2 separate regions of the Homo sapiens genome follow, and region 1 is linked to region 2. Evidence: chromatin loops called from intact Hi-C (ENCODE). Cell type or tissue: PC-3. All regions are shown on one strand. Each heading gives the region's core, and the rest is flanking DNA. Links, peaks and the distances in the headings are about the cores only.

Region 1 (8,331 bases), core at 165-8,164, 71 kb before region 2:
TCCTCGTTTCCCTTGTGCTGTTATCATTATTATTTGTTATTTGTAGGTGTGACCAGGGCACAGAATATAAAAGAAAACACTTAAGAAGCCTCTGTGAGGTTACGGGTCTGGTTACTGAGACCTCTCTATAATATGCAGATTTGGCTGGGTGCAGTGGCTCATGCCTGTAATCCCAGCACTTTGGGAGGCCAACATGGGCGCATCGCCTGAGGTCAGGAGTTCGAGACCAACCTGGCCAACATGGTGAAACCCGTCTCTACTAAAAAAACAAAAATTAGCCAGACGTGGTGGCAGGCACTTGTAATCCTAGCTACTTGGGAGGCTGAGGCAGGAGAATTGCTGAAACCTAGGAGGTGGAGGTTGCAGTGGGCCGAGATCGTGCCACTGCACTCCAGCCTGGGGGTCAGAGAGAGACCTTGTCTCAAAAAAAAAAAAAAAAAAAGGCCATGATGATAATGGCGGTTTTGTGGAATGGAAAGGGGGGGAAAGGTGGGGAGAAGATTGAGAAATCGGATGGTTGCCGTGTCTGTGTAGAAGGAAGTAGACATGGGAGACTTTTCATCTTGTTCTGTACTAAGAAAAATTCTTCTGCCTTGCGATCCTGTTGATCTGTGACCTTACCCCCAACCCTGTGCTATCTGAAACATGTGCTGTGTTCACTCAGGGTTAAATGGATTAAGGGCGGTGCAAGATGTGCTTTGTTAAACAGATGCTTGAAGGCAGCATGCTCGTTAAGAGTCATCACCACTCCCTAATCTCAAGTACCCAGGGACACAAACACTGCGGAACGCCGCAGGGTCCTCTGCCTAGGAAAACCAGAGACCTTTGTTCACTTGTTTTATCTGCTGACCTTCCCTCCACTATTGTCCTATGACCCTGCCAAATCCCCCTCTGCGAGAAACACCCAAGAATGATCAATAAAAAAAAAAAAAAAAAAAAAAAAGCATATTCATTCATTTTAGCTTTCTGAGGATATTGGTCAGTCCTTCCCAAGAAGCCGGCTGCATGATGGACCCTCATTTCCATTGCCTGTGGACTGGCTTTACTATCTGTAATTAACAGTGAGGAACTTCGTGGATGGTATTCTTTTGTAGGCATGAATTTCTAACCGAAGAACATCTTTCAGCTCTCAGCATTGTTCATCTGAATGTTGCTATGAGACTGCGGCTATTTATTCCTCTAAAGATCTCTTGCGTGGCTCTGGTGACAGAGTGTATTTTTCATAGCTATGCAGTCTTTCTTCTTATGTAAAAAAGAAATAGGAGATTCTTGCCATTTATTTAACATCGCCTATGAATACATAAGAATATTAGATGGGGGTGGACACCAGAGGTCTTGGGGGAGTAGAGGCCCTTTCAACTGTTTAATTTCTGTTTTATTCCGATGACGTGGTAGAAAGTTGATTTGCCTTGAAGAATCAAAGACCATCAAGCTCTCAGTGCATGTTCCAATAATGTGCTTAAACAGTTAAAAATAGATATGTTTTGGAATAATAATAATCAATGGGTTTGGAATAATAATAATACATGGGCTTTAGAGTAAATAGGCTATAAATATTCTTACCAGTCAATACTATGGGGGATATGTATCTCACAATACAGAGGCATGGTTTCACCTGCCTATTAACCTTTTCTTCTTTTCAGCTTGAAAACATCAATTTTCTTTTTCTTTCTTTTTTTTTTTAAATAGATTTTCACTCTGTCGCCCAGGCTGGAGTGCAGTGGCATGATCTTGGCTCACTGCAACCCCCACCTCCCAGGCTCAAGCGATTCTCCTGCCTCAGCCTCCCAAGTAGCTGGGATTACAGGTGCCCACCACCGCATCTGGCTAATTTTTGTATTTTGTAGTAGAGACAGTGCTTCACCATGTTGGCCAGGCTGGTCTCAGGTGATCCGCCCACCTCAGTCTCCCAAAATGCCGGGATTACAGGCGTGAGCTACCACACCCCGTTGAAAACCTCACCTCTGGGGATTTACCCCTCTCTCAGGGTGATAGTCAAAATCTGCAACAACTGGAATGCTTGGGCATGACCACATTCAACCAACCAGAATGGATGCTCAACCCTGCCTTCCTCCGCAGATACACTTTTGGGGAGTCCTGAAATCAGAATGTCCTGCCCTTCTTTATCCAAAGGCTGGACATGAACCAAGTGAGGCCTAACAGACTCTCTATCCCCAGAATTTGTATACTGATCAGTGACACAGGCAGGGCTGAAAACAATTGTCCCAAAGGTGTTGCCCTGGAAACACCAGCTTCCTGGACACCTAATACCGTTTCCTGTCCTTTGTGAGATGTCGTTGTTCAGCTTGTACTGTTTTTCTATAAGCCACCACCATATCCATCTAATACATTTCCTTTGTTTATTTCTTTTTTGCTTATATTACCTAGACTCTATTTCTATTACAAACAAGGCAACAGAAATGAATGTATCAGGTGTTTGTGGGGAGAGCACCAGTCCTGCTTCCCTTGTGCTGTTATTATTATTATTGTTATTGTTATTATTATTATTGAGATGGATTCTCGCTCTGTGGCCCAGACAGGAGTACAGTGGTGCAAATTCAGCTCACTGCAACCTCCGCCTCCCGGGTTCAAGTGATTCTCTTGCCTCAGCCTCCTGAGTAGCTGGGACTACAGGTGCGTGCCACCATGCCCAACTAATTTTTGTATTTTTAGTAGAGATGGGGTTTCACTGTTGGCCAGGCTGGTCTCAAACTCCTGACTTCGTGATCCACCTGCCTCGGCCTCCCAAAGTGTTAGGATTACAGGAGTGAGCCACTGCGCCTGGCCGTGCTATTATTATTATTTGTTATTTGTAGGTATGACCAGTACACAGAACATTTAAAAAAAGCACAAAAACACTTCTAAGAAACCTTTGTATTTTGAAAAATACGATCTTAAAGCAAATTTTCTGTAATGGGAATCCTGTTTTCCTATCATTTTGTTACAGAATTGTAGGAATATTCCTCTGGGAGGAAAAATGTCTTCAACAGAATAAGTAGAAAACAGGATAAAAATGAAAATAAGAAAAACTGTTGTGGGGCAATGGGCCTGTTTATGCACTGGTGTAACGAAAGGCTTGGACCAGAAACAGCAGAAGTGCCAAGCTTTCTGTGAGTTGCTAGCCCTATGTGGAGCTAAAATTTTTTTTTCAGCCAGGCACAATGGCTCATGCCTGTAATCCCAGCACTTCAGGAGGCTGATGTGGGTGGATTGCTTGAGCTCAGGAGTTCAAGACCAGTCTGGGTAACATGGTGAAACCTTGTCTCTACAAAAAATACAAAAATTAGCCAGGCGTGGTGGCTCGTGCCTGTGGTCCCAGCTACTTGGTAGGCTGAGGTGGGCAGATCGCTTGAGCCTGGGAGGTGGAGGTTGTAGTGAACTGGGATGACACAATAACACTACCGTCTGGGTGACAGAGTGAGATTCTTGTCTCAAAAAAAGAAAAAATTTTTTTCTTTGACATAGACGCTTAGTCACTAGATTAAGTCCTCTAGAACACTAGAACATGTTTCTTTCACGCTAAAGCACACACGAATCACTTGGAGGATCTCATGAAAATGTAGAGTCTGAGCCAGTGCCTGTATTCCCAGCAACTCAGGAGGCTGAGGCAGGAGGATTGCTTGAGCTTAGGAGTTTGAGACCAGCCTGGGTAACACAGCAAGACCCGGTCTCTAAAAAAAAAAATGTAGAGTCTGATCCCACATTTACAAGCTCCTAGTGATCCCGATACTGCAGGCCCTAGGACCACACTTTGCACAGCAAGATTGAAGGTCAGGATTTCTCTCCAGCCTCAGCTTCCCAGGTACTCCACTCAGGGGTTCCAGACCATCTCCGTCTGTCCAGACTAGAACACACTTGTCACACCATGCCTAGCCAGCAGGTGTCATCAGAGTGCTCTGAGAGTCACACCAGATCAGATTTCTAAGGACCCTTGATATGTTTCAAAAAGATTCATGTATAGGAGCTGTAAGAATCTCCCAAGTAAGCATATTCCATAGCTTTGGGTTATAATTTGAACCCCCAAGCAAAGTGACCAGTGAGGGAGACTCTCACTAAGTATTTATTTTTATTTATTTATTTATTTTTTGAGACGGAGTCTCGCTCTGTCACCCAGGCTGGAGTGCAGTGGCACGATCTCAGCTCACTGCAACCTCCGCCTCTGGGTTCAAGCGATTCTCCTGCCTCAGCCTCCCAAGTAGCTGGGATTACAGGCATTTGCCACCACACCTGGCTAATTTTCGCATTTTTAGTAGAGACGGGGTTTCACCATGTTGGCCAGGATGGTCTGGATCTCCTGACGTCGTGATCTGCCCGCCTTGGCCTCCCAGAGTGCTGGGATTACAGGTGTGAGCCACCATGCCTGGCCAAATCTCACTAAGTATTTTTATAACTGTTTTTTTCTTTCTGATTTTAAAATCATCTGTCCATGCCGTACTGTGGAAATTTGGCTCTAGACATTTGTAATAGGTAAGAAGTGCTTTAGCCATGCTTGCTACAGTTCAATTTTTAGACAGCTTTCTCATGCATTTATCTTATTGCTAGAAGAATCTTTGCTACTATTATTATTCCCACTTTACAGATGAGAAAACAAAGGCAGAGAGGGGATGTAGTGATTAGTTCAGTGCAACAAAGATAGAGATGAGATTCAACCTCAAGCTTCTACTTATAAGTCTCTTCTTATCCTAGTGTTTATGGAGAAGGAAAAAGATGGCATTTGGGCTTTCTTTTGCAAAAAAACTTTATTCTTCTTACCCAGATTGAAAGTTAACTAATCTCTATAGGGGATAATGGTCTACACTTTAGGAGTTCCTGGGTTCCTGATCAAAGGCGCTGGGATACTGATAGTTCTCAGCATAAATCCTCCCCAAATAAAATTACACACTTTGAATTGAATACAATGATCTGAGATGCAAGAGTTCTATAAACATTGTATTTATTCCTGTCCTACATATGGTATCAAAACCCCCTTACAAATTTTCTGGGGAGATTAGAAATTAGTGAAGAGGTAACTTTTTTTTTTTTTTTTTTTTTTTGAGACGGAGTCTAACTCTGTAACCCAGGCTGGAGTGCAGTGGCGTGATCTCGGCTCACTGCAACCTCTGCCTCCCGGGTTTAAGTGATTCTCCTGCCTCAGCCTCCTGAGTAGCTGGGACTACAGGCATGCACCACCACGCCCAGCTGATTTTTTTTTTGTATTTTTAGTAGAGACAGGGTTTCACTATGTTGGTCAGGATGGTCTCGATCTCTTGACCTCATGATCCACCCGCCTTAGCCTCCCGAAGTGCTGGGATTATAGGCATAAGCCACTGTGCCCGGCCGTGAAGAGGCAACATTTTGAGTGTATTAAAACAAAGGCTTTCATGGTGCCTGAGTGGAGGGGCATTTAGGGGAGTTGATATGTCATCTTTGAGAACCTGCTGCAGGTTTTGCAACCCCAGTAATCTCCTCCCATGCCCCACACTCATCAAATCTGGAAGAAAGAGACCACTGTCATCATCAAGGCCAAGAAGAGCAGATTTGTGAGCATCCAATCTCAGGGCAGGAGGGGCTGCTGTGGGTGACTGCTAATGCCTTTTCTAGCTCCAGGGACCTCAAGACCATCGACTTCAAGCATTTTGCAAAATGGGTTATATGGGGTATTAATATGGAGAATTGGGGAAAAAATGTTGCTATGGTCAAATACATTTGAGAAACTGGTTGAAATGAAGGCACACACGTTTCTTGCTTTCAAGCAGGGCTTTCTGGAGCAGTTCACGCGCATTTTGAATCTTCAATGAAGGGATGGGGAAATGTGCCCCACTTCCTAGAGATGAGAATAAGGAATCTTTTGTTTTTGGAATATCTGGAGTTTACAGAACACCTTCTGAAAATCCTGATCTAATTTATTAGAGCCAGCTTCATGGGCATGTGACCTCCATGGTTGCACAGGTCCCCACAGTTGGTTTAATGCTGTGCTGCTGCTGCCTCCAAATTTTGAGTACATTTTGAACAAAGGGCTCCACGTTTCGATTTTGTATCAGGCCCTGCAAATTATGTAGTTGGCTCTGCCTATGGATGCCCCAGAGGAGGAAATGGAGGTCCAGAGAAGAGAAGGGTCTTGAGATGGAGTTTCACTCTTGTTGCCCAGGCTGGAGTGCAATGGTGCGATCTCGACTCACTGCAACCTCCGCCTCCTGGGTTCAAGCGATTCTCCTGTCTCAGCCTCCCGAATAGCTGAGATTAACAGCATCCGCCACCACACCTGGCTAATTTTTGTATTTTTAGTAGAGACGGAGTTTCACCATGTTGGCCAGGCTGGTCTTGAACTCCTGACCTCGTGATCCACATGCCTTGGCCTCCCAAAGTGCTGGGATTACAGGCGTAAGCCACCTTGCCTGGCCTTATTTTTTATTTTTATTTTTTTTCTAAGATGGAGTCTCTGTCTGTTGCCCAGGCTGGAGTGCAGTGGTGCGATCTTGGCTCACTGCAACCTCTGCCTCCCAGGTTCAAGCAATTCTCCTGCCTCAGCCTCCCCAAGTAGCTGGGACGACAGGTGTGCACCACCATGCCCAGCTAATCTTTGCGTTTTTAGTAGAGATGGGGTTTCACCATGTTGGCCAGGCTAGTCTCGAACTCCTGACCTCACGTGATCCACCTGTCTTGGCCTCCCAAAGTGCTGGGATTACAGGCAAAAGCCACCTTGCCTGGCTTTTTTTTTTTTCTGAGATGGAGTCTCCCTCTGTTACCCACGCTGGACTGCAGTGGCACGATCTTGGCTCACCGCAACCTCCGCCTCCCAGGTTCAAGCGATTCTCCTGCCTCAGCCTCCCCAAATAGCTGGCACTACAGGTGTGTGCCACCATGCCCAGCTAATCTTTGTATTTTTAGTAGAGATGGGGTTTCACCATGTTGGCCAGGCTAGTCTCGAACTCCTGACCTCAGGTGATCCGCCCGCCTCGGCCGCCCAAAGTGCTGGGATTACAGGTGTGAGCCACTGCGCCCAGCCAAGAGAAGAGTCTTGATCTAAACACTCCCCACTCCTCTCCTCCTTTTCGTACTTGGCTTCCTGCCTCTGCTTGCTCTATTCTCTCCTGTCTTCTACTGCAGCCCTTCTTTCCACCGCCATCTCTTTTTCTCATTTGCATTTTCTGTTCTACTCCTTCTCCTTTTTTATCCTTTCTCTTCCACCTCTAGACATAGGAGATTTTCTCCAGCCCAGTTTTATAAGTCACTAGAATAATGTTCTCTGTGTTTCCTTGGTTCCCTTTTGGGCTTTTAATTATGAGAAGAGCCCACATACTTTATCAAATGTCCACAGTTTAGAGGATGGCCATTTATGTAAAACTGCTGTTGTAGTACAGCTGGATGTTATAACTCTGCTCTGGGCATTGCAACATTCCCTAATTTGCATGTGGGCATTCAGGGAGGGAAGAATAGAACATAGTAGAAAGCAGAAAAAGCACATTTCAATGATAATGAAAGCAACACCTTCTGAGGCTAATAATCTCTTCTGTCTAAACTTATTAAATTAATGGTTTGGAGTGAAATGTGGCTGTTACCCTCTTCTTACAGTTAAAAGAAAGAGTCTTCTTAGTGCCCCTCAGCACATGAAGGGAAGAATCAGAGCTAAAGGTGGATAACAGCATTTCTCACCTCTTTCCAGAAAGGATTTATGTATCATAATAAGGCAAGCTTCTCTGCCTGGCATTTAGAGCCCTCAGAGACCACCCATCCTGTCCAACCCAGTCTCCATCTTTCTCCTTTACTTTCCATCTTTGTCAAGGTGTTTTTTTTGTTTGTTTGTTTTTTGTTTTTGCCTGTGATATAAATGCAATTCAAACCACTGTAAGGAAAAAAAGAGATGTATTAGTTCCCCATATCTGGGCAGCATAAGTAAGGAATGGGAATGGCTTCAGGTAGAGTTGGATTCAGGAAGCCAAATTATGCCATTTAGACCCCTTTCCTGTACCCCTGCTTCTCTGTCATTTCTGCTTTCCTTTGGGCCATATTCTCTGGCCAGATAGCTCCACATGGAAGCCAAGATCATCTCTGACAGCTCTCAGCTTAGCTTTCTTCATGGCTTCTGCTCTAGAGAACATGTCATTCTCCCAAGAGTTCCATAGGAAAACTGGAGGAGCAATTCCGACTGGCCCAGCCAGGTTCTGACTCACAGCTTTTGAGCCCACCTCTCAACCCATCACAGTAACCCGGAAAATGGCATGCACTCTGATTGGCCTGGGAGGGTTGGCCATGTGCCCACTTGTATGATGCTGCTGGAAGAACTCCAGCTAAATCACACGGGAATGGGTTAATGGGTTCTCCGTGAGAAAGAGAGTTCCTAATACTAAAAGA
Region 2 (8,331 bases), core at 9-8,008:
TACAGGCATGAGTCACTGCATCTGGCTCCAGAACCTTATTTTTACAAGTAGGTCTAGATTGACCCTAAAGAAAACAACTGAAGGGCATGGTATCTGTACAAGAGTTTCCATTAAAACAGATCCAGAAGTTAGCTCTTTCAATATAGGTATATTCTGGTTTCTAAGGAGCTAATTTTGACAGTCTGATTCTACTGCTAAAGAACATGGAAGGGATGATGACTGCTGAAAGGGTGAGAGCTTGTGGGTCACCCTCCTGAATGGCAGGGCTGTTTGTTTAAGAGTTTGCATTTCACAACATGGTAGCATTGAAACTCAAGAGGAAGTTCGCTTAATAGCGAACAGGGGCACCTGAGATAGTGAGAAAATTGATGAAGAAATCAATTAGAGCAGCACAGACTAGTGGACTGGAATCCCAGCTCTTAACTTTGGGCAGGTAGCTTCTCTGGGCCTCAGTTTCCCCACCTGTAAAATGGTGTCATATAGTTTACCTATTTCATAGGGTCATTGTGAGGATTAAATGAGTTAATATTTGTGAAGGGTTTAAAATAGTGTCTGGAACATGGTACGTGTATATGTATGGAACATATATATATGGCATGTGTGAAAATGTTTATTAAACAAAATAAATAGCATTGCTTTAGAAGTTAAGAATTATGTTAAAAAAGAGTAAATGTTAAACTTCACTGAATTTTTAGCATAGAGCAGTTAGCCCTCTGGAAGCCTGTTTCCTCATAGTCTTTAGTGTCCAGTCTCATATTGTTTATTTTAGAACATTATAGTTTTCCCTATGGTTAGAAAAGACTGTCTTTGGCTGGGTGCCGTGTGTCGTGCCTGTAATCACAGCACTTTGGGAGGCTGAGGTAGGAGGATCACTTGAGCTCAGGAGTCTGAGACCAGTCTGGGCAACATGGTGAAATCCCGTCTCTACCAAAAATACAAAACAAACAAACAAACAAACAAAAAAACACCTAACTAGGCATGGTGGCTTGCAACGGTTGTCCCAGCTACTTGGGAGTCTGAGGCGGGAGGATTGCTTGAGCCTGGGAGGTGGAGGTTGCGGTGAGCCAAGATCACGCCACTGCACTTTAGTCTGGGTGACAGAGTGAGACCCTGTCTCAAAAAAAAAAAAAAAAAAGAAAAGAAAAAAGAAAAAGACAGGACTGTCTTTGACTCTGGAAAAGAAAAGAAGGTCCCGGGAGTTTTCCTCAGAATTTAGTCCCTGGAGTTAAATATTCTGAAAAAATGAAGTAGGAAGGATTTTGCAGAGGGCTGTGTCCGTAGTTTTCAAACTGGGTCACAGGCCATTCATTGATTTATATAGTGCTGTTGTGACAACAGTAAAAATAAAATTGTGGCCAGATGAGATGGCTCATACCTGTAATTCCAGCACTTTGGGAGGCCGAGGCGGGTGGATGACTTGAGCCCAGGAGTTTGAGACCAGCCTGGGCAACACAGGGGAGGCCCCACCTCTACAAAAAGTGAAAAAAAATTAGCTGGGCATGGTGATATGTGCCTGTAGTCCCAGCTACTTGGGAGGCTGAGGTGGGAGGATCGCTTCAACCTAGGAGGTCAAGGCTGCAGTGAGCCAAGATTGTACCACTGTACTCCAGCCTGGGCAACAGAGTGAGACCCTATCTCAAAAAATAAAATAAACAAATAAAATAAATTGCAGTAGGATAAGGAAATTCAGTGCATCCCAGGCAGCTTAGGTAAATGTCTTGTCAACGTTTTTGTGTGTGACATACCCAGGAGTTTGCCACGGGCTGTGGTTTGCCACTTGACCCTAACCTGCCACTCTCCTTCGTGCCCATGGCTGAGATGGTGTCTCTCTTGTCTATTTCTGCCTGTCACTTCCAGCTGATTTTTCAAATAGATTCTCAAATTAAATTTTGTTGTTATAATATTTTTCCCTTGCCCTAGCAACGAGGTGTAAGTTTGGGACATTTTAATCATTTAGGAATGTTTCCTTTGTATTATTACATTTTCCCTTTCTGCAAAGTGCCTTCCTGGAACTTTGGTGAATTTTAAGGTTACACATGATCAGTCCAGGATCGGGGAGGCCCGACCCAGGATTCTTCGGGATTTCACATACAACTGAGAGAAGCATACGTCGGTGACATAACTCTTTGTCAGGACTTATCAAACCCATGCATAGCTTGGACTCGGTGCCAGGCATTGATTGCTGCGTAAGTATTGCCTCATGTGATTTTCCTAGCAGGATGAGCTAGATACTATTATTATCATGCCCTTTTTACAGATGAGGAAAACTGAGGCCCTGGGGGTGTGTCTTGGCCAAGGTCAGATGTCTGGTAAGGGACAGACCAAGGTTCTGAACCCAGGCAGTCTGGCCACAGAGTCCGCACTAAGAATTCCTCTGCTAGGCTGTATTGCAAGTCAATTATTGAATTTTATTAGAAGGAAATAGTGTTGACGGAGGCTTTCTATGTATGGCTAAGCGGCCTCAAGAGGTCTGAACCTTTAGTGCCCAGCCAACTGCTCACCCTGGTTTCCTAGGGCTGAGTGTCCTAGGGTTGCCCTAACAAAGTGCCACCAACAGGGTGACTTAGAACAACACAAGTTTATTCTCTCGTTGTTCTGCAGGGCACAAGCCCAGACTCAGGGTGCCCGCGGCATTGGTTCCTCCTGTGATGCTGTGTAGAATCCTTCTTTGCCTTTTCCTAACTTATGGTGCTTCCCAGCAACCTATGGCATTCTTTGACTTGTCTCTCTTCTGTTGCCACATGGCGTTGTCCTATGTGTCTCTGCTTTCAAATGGTTACCTTCACTGTGTGTATCTTTGTGTCTTTTTTCTTCTTGCAAAGACACCAGTCATAGGAACTCAGGGACCACCCTACTCCAATATGTCCTCATCTTAATGAATTACATCTGCAAGACATGATCATAAAAAGTAAACAGTTTTTTTTGTTTTTTTTTTTTTGAGATGGAGTTTCACTCTTGTAGCCCAGGCTGGAGTGTAGTGGCATGATCTCAACTCACTGCAACCTCCGCCTCCTGGGTTCAAGCAATTCTCCCGTCTCAGCCTCCTGAGTAGCTGGGATTACAGGTGCTTGTCACCACGCCCGGCTAATTTTTTGTATTTTTAGTAGAGACGAGGTTTCATCTTGTTGGCCAGACTGGTCTCAAACTCCTGACCTCAGGCAATCCATCCGCCTTGGCCTCCCAAAGTGCTGGGATTACAGGTGTGAGCCCAACAGTTTTCAAATGAGGTCTGTTATGGGCTGAAATGTGTTCCCCCAAAACTTCCTATGTTGAAACTTCATATGTTGAATCCCGAACCCTCATTACGCCAGAATGTGATTGTATTTGGAGACAGGACTTCTAAAGAGATGATGAAGTGCAAATGAGGTCCTTAGGGTGGGCTCTAATCCATCTGACCGTTGTCCTTATGAGTAGAGGAAATTTGGTCATAGAGGCACCAGGGATGTGCACGCACAGAGGAGAGGCTGTGTGAGGACACAGCGAGAAAGAAGGCAGCCATCTGCCAGCCGAGGAGAGGCCTCAGGAGAAACCACCCTGCTGGCCCTTTGGTCGCGGACTCCAGTCTCCAGAACTGTAAGATAATAAGTTGCTGTTGTTCAAACCACCTAGACTCTGGTATTTTGTTATGGCAAGCCTAGCAAACTGATGCAGTTACATTTACGGGTACCCCGGGTTAGGACTTCAGCATATCTTTTTGGGGGATGCACTTCAGAACCATAGCACCAGGCTTTGCTGTCAGGAGGTCCTTTGATGGCTGTGCCTCATAAAAGATGCTAGTTCTGGTCTGGGGTTGTGATTTTCATGTCTTTTCTGCCTGGGCACTAGTACCTCTGCCTGAGATAGATAAACACACTCTCGTGGTGGGGAGGGGCCCAGCGGTAATTGGCTGACTCATCCCTGAAGTTCTGCGGCTCTCCAGGCACGTGGAATTTACTGGTAGAAAGAACTGTCCTTCCAGGTAGGGGGCGCCCCTGAGAGAGAAACATGCAGCCCCGTCTTTGTTGCAAGGGAAGGGCCTCTGACTTTTATCCCTTTTAGAGATGATCTCTGTCTGACAGTGTAGACAAAGCACAGGGCATTGGAACTGTCTTAACTCCCTGCCTCTCTCTCCTCTCTGTGGGTCCTTGATGCCTGCAGGGGACTGAGAGAGGCGTGCCTCGGGAAGGAGATGAGGCATGAGACATGCTATGAAACGGCTGGTTATTTTTACTTCCTGCCTGGGTGTGGGTGTTTGTGTTGACAGTGGCGGAGGAGGTGCAGTGATGAGTGCTGGAACAGTTGGGTGCCCGAGGAGCGGGTGGGAAGTGGCGCCTGTGCCAGGCAGGTGACTTGGTGCTCACATGGCCCTTGAGTGGGTCCTGGGGGCTTTGCAGGACTCCAGGAGAGCTGGGTTTGCACCTCTGCCGGGGGATGTCTGCTTCCTTTTTCCATGTCATATTCAGGAGGCTTCCCCATGCCATGCCTGATCCATCCAACAGGGTGAGACACTCCCAGCTGTAGTAGTGGTTCCCTAAATGGGTGAGTCTCCCTGGGGTGACCTCCCAGTCTCAGCAGGTAGGGTTTGTCGGGTAGTCCTGAAGAACCGTTGTGCAGGGTGCCCTCCATACCCCATAATCTCCACCACGGAGGCACGCAGATACTCCAAATGTATTCAAACATAGATCTCATGGAAAATCAGTGGCCTGCTCTATGACCCAGCTTTAAGACTCATTCCCTCCAGGGGGTCTCACCTCTTGCTGGCTTCTCTAGACATGGGGGTGGAGGCATTTTTGTTCATGACAAGGCATGGGGGAGGGGCAGGTGAGTTCGTAGCACAGCCCAGTTTGCTAAATGTCCTGCAGCAAGTCATATCTTAATACCAATAGTGTGCGCATAGGTCTCCCATGGGGGTGATCAGGAACTGCCCTGTGGGCTAGCTTGAAAAAGACTCCGTGGGAACCTTAGGACCACTTCAACGCTAGGATCTCGGATATAGTCTAAGGGCACACTCACCCTACAGAGTCAGAAGCTGAGACCCAGGTCCACAGGCCAGGATCGAAAGTTGGTTAGAAATTTCAAGATGAGTCTGGGCGCGGTGGTTTATGCCTGTAATCCTAGCACTTTGGGAAGCAGAGGCGGGCAGATCACCTGAGGTCAGGAGTTTGAGACCAGCCTGGCAACATGGAGAAACCCCATCTCTACTGAAAATACAAAATTAGCTGGGTGTGGTGGTGGCTTATGCCTGTAATCCCAGCTACTTAGGAGGCTGAGGCAGGAGAATCGCTTGAACCCGGGAGGCGGAGGTTGCAGTGAGCCGAGATTGTGCCATTGCACTCCATCCTGGGCAACAAGAGCCAAATTCTGTCTCAAAAAAAAAAAAAAAAAAGAAATTTCAATATGAAAACCTAGTTCTTTATTTCTCTATCTCTCTCCTCCCCACTCCAAGGAAAGGTAGAAAAGAATCCAACCTAGGACTACGTTCCACCCTGTAGGGTTTCCTAGGGCTGTGCTAACAGAGTACCATGGAGGGGAAGCGTCAAGCAATGCAAATGTAGTCTCCCACAGTTCAGGAGGCTCGAAGTCCACGACTGAGGTGTGAGCAGGGCCACGTTCACTCTGAAGGCTCTAAGGAAGAACCTGTCCTTCCCTCTTCCAGCTTCTGGTGGCTTCCTCAGTGTGCAGCTGCGTCCTTCCTGTCCCTGTCTGTGTCTTCCATGTCCTCCTTCCCCATGTCTGTCTGTGTCCAAGTCTCCCTCTTTTTATTAGGACATTGGTCATTAGAATAGGGCCCACCTTAAGCCAGTATGACTTCATCTTAACTTGATTATGTCTACGAAGACCCTATTTCCAGTTGGGTCACAGTCACAGGTTCTGGGAGGTAGGACAGGTAGGACTTCAGCATATCTTTTAAGGCACTCAATTCAACCCACAGCACACACCCACCCCTGGGCTACCACCCTAAAACACCTTCCCATAATATGATTGATGGCAGAGTTACTGCTGCCTGCGTCAGTTTCACTGTTGTCTGTCTGCTCCAGATAGCTGCCTGTGATCTGATTCCTGTCTGTCCCTCCTGCTAGACTGTGAGTCCCAAGAGGACGGGGACCATGACTTTAGGTCATGATTGATCGTATCCCAGGTACATAGCCCAAGGCCTACCATATAATTGGTGCTGAATAAACATTAGTTGAATAAAAAAGAAAACATATTTTGCTATTAGTTGTAGTTATGGAGAAGTGTGATATAATTTTAAAAGGGACCAGACATGGTCCCTTTTACAGGCTCACACCTGTAATCCCAGCACTTTGAGAGGCTGAGGTGGGCAGATCACTTGAGGTCAGGAGTTCAAGACCAGCCTGGCCAACATGGTGAAACCCCATCTCTACTAAGAATACAAAAAAATTAGCGGGGCATGGTGGCAGGTGCCTGTAATCCCAGCTACTCAGGAGGCTGAGGCAAGAGAATTGCTTGAACCCAGGAGGCAGAGGTTTCATGAGCTGAGATCCTTGCACTGCACTCCATCCTGGGCGACAGAGAAAGACTCTGTCTCAAAAAAAAAAAAAAAAAAAAAAAAAAAAAAAAAAAAAAAAAAAATTAAAAAGGTGCATGCACCTCAAAAAATTAAAAATAGAATTACCATATGATCTAGCAATTTCACTTCTGGGTCTCTACCCAAAAGAATTGAAAGCAGACACTTAGAGAGATATTTGCATACCCACGCACATAACAGCATTATTCACAATAGCCAAAAGAGGAAGCAACCCAAGTGTCTGTTGATTGAGTGGGTCAACAAAATGTGTATACGTACAGTGGAATATGATTTAGCCTTAAGAAGGGAGTTTTTTGTTTGTTTGTTTGAGACAGGGTCTCCCTCTGTCGCCCAGGCTGGAGTATAGTGGCACGATCTCGGCTCACTGCAACCTCTGCCTCCCGGTTAAAGTGATTCTCCTGCCTCAACCACCCAGGTAGCTAGGATTACAGGCTTGCGCCACCATGCCTGGCTAAGTTCTGTATTTTTAATAGAGATGGGGTTTCACCATGTTGCCCAGGCTGGTCTTGAACTCCTGACCTTGAGTGATTCAACTGCCTCAGCCTCCCAAAGTGCTGGGATTACAGGCATGAGCCACTGTGCCTGGCCAAAAAGGAAGGAAATTCTGACACATGCTACAACATGGATGAATCTTGAAGACATTACGTTAAGTAAAATTAGCCAGACACAGAAAGAGAAATACTATGTGATTCCACTTGTATGAGGGACCTAGAGTAGTGAAATTCAAGGGAGTTTGTGTTGGACGGGTATAGACTTTCAGTTTAGCAAGATGGAAAGAGTTCGGAAGATGGATGTTGGTGATAGTTGCACAATAATGTGAATGTACTTAATAACACTGAACTGTACACTTAAGAAGGGTTAAGATGATAGATGTTATGGTATATGTATTTCTTATACCTTAAAAAAAGATATGGAAGGGAGGAAAAAGATGCAGATGCATATGTGTGTGTGTGTGTGTGTGTACGTGTGTGAGAGTGCGTGAGTTTAGAGAGAGTGCTATTAGGGATGGGAAGAGAGATGGAAATGGGGAGGGAGCCTGTGTAGGTGGCTGATTTCCTGCTGTGAAGAGGAGTCGTGCTGGGCAGAAAACTATGAGGGCAGCCATCAGTGCCTGGGTTGTAATCAGAGCTTTGTCTCCAGCAAGCTGTGGGACCTTGAGCAAGTTGGTCGTTTCCTGTTGTGCGCATCAGCCTTTTTTTTTTTTTTTTTTTTTGAGGCAGAGTCTCACCGTGTCGCCCAGGCTGGAGTGCAGTGGCCCAAGATCTTGGCTCAGTGCAACCTCCGCCTCCTGGGTTCAAGCATTTTTCCTGCCTCAGCCTCCCAAGTAGCTGGGACTACAGGCACCCGCCACCACGTCCGGCTAATTTTTGTAATTTTAGTAGAGACGGGGTTTCATTCACTGTGTTGGCCATGCTCGTCTCGAACTCCCGACCTCAGGTGATCCGCCCGCTTCAGCCTCCCAAACTGCTAGGATTACAAAAAAAATCTGATGCCGTGCCCGGCCTGGCATCAGCTTTTAAAATGAGCTGGAATAGTAACCTTTGATGATCTTTCCATCTAAGAAAACTTCAGAGGCTTTAAACATCTAAGACGGTAATGCTGATCCACTGATTTTTTCCCCCACAATTCTCTGCAATGTCTACACTCAATGAGTGCTCTTCCAATTCCATGGGCTCCAGAGTGTGCTGGTTGAAGTAGTTATCTTAGTCATCTTTTTGGTCAAGAATTCCCTGTGTTTGTGAATGACACCAGTGAGCTTGGCTTAAGAAGAATACATTTACTTTTTTTTTTCTTGATCTCTC

What was found. Hi-C counts contacts between places; a loop is a spot of excess contacts. Peaks named below come from ENCODE experiments on the same cell type or tissue, not always from the same donor. Only the 100,000 strongest peaks of a DNase experiment are listed, where the experiment ranks them.
Region 1: a loop joins it to region 2, with 2.9 times the contacts of the local background. A loop is called at or near these places in 5 of 110 quality-filtered maps.

What each region holds. Positions count from the first base shown.
Region 1 is chr21:31,576,511-31,584,841 of GRCh38, reverse strand. No RefSeq gene overlaps it. Among named protein-coding and RNA genes, the nearest start is that of TIAM1-AS1, 21 kb to the right of the region's middle. RefSeq lists enhancers at 1-656, 657-1,441. In PC-3, for the core only: a CTCF peak has its summit at 3,867 (motif pointing right); a DNase peak (open chromatin) is centred at 3,871.
Region 2 is chr21:31,505,422-31,513,752 of GRCh38, reverse strand. It overlaps a transcript of TIAM1 not described here. Among named protein-coding and RNA genes, the nearest start is that of TIAM1-AS1, 50 kb to the left of the region's middle. RefSeq lists a silencer at 3,893-3,952. In PC-3, for the core only: a CTCF peak has its summit at 3,979; a DNase peak (open chromatin) is centred at 3,952; H3K4me3 peaks cover 586 bases; H3K27ac peaks cover 1,368 bases.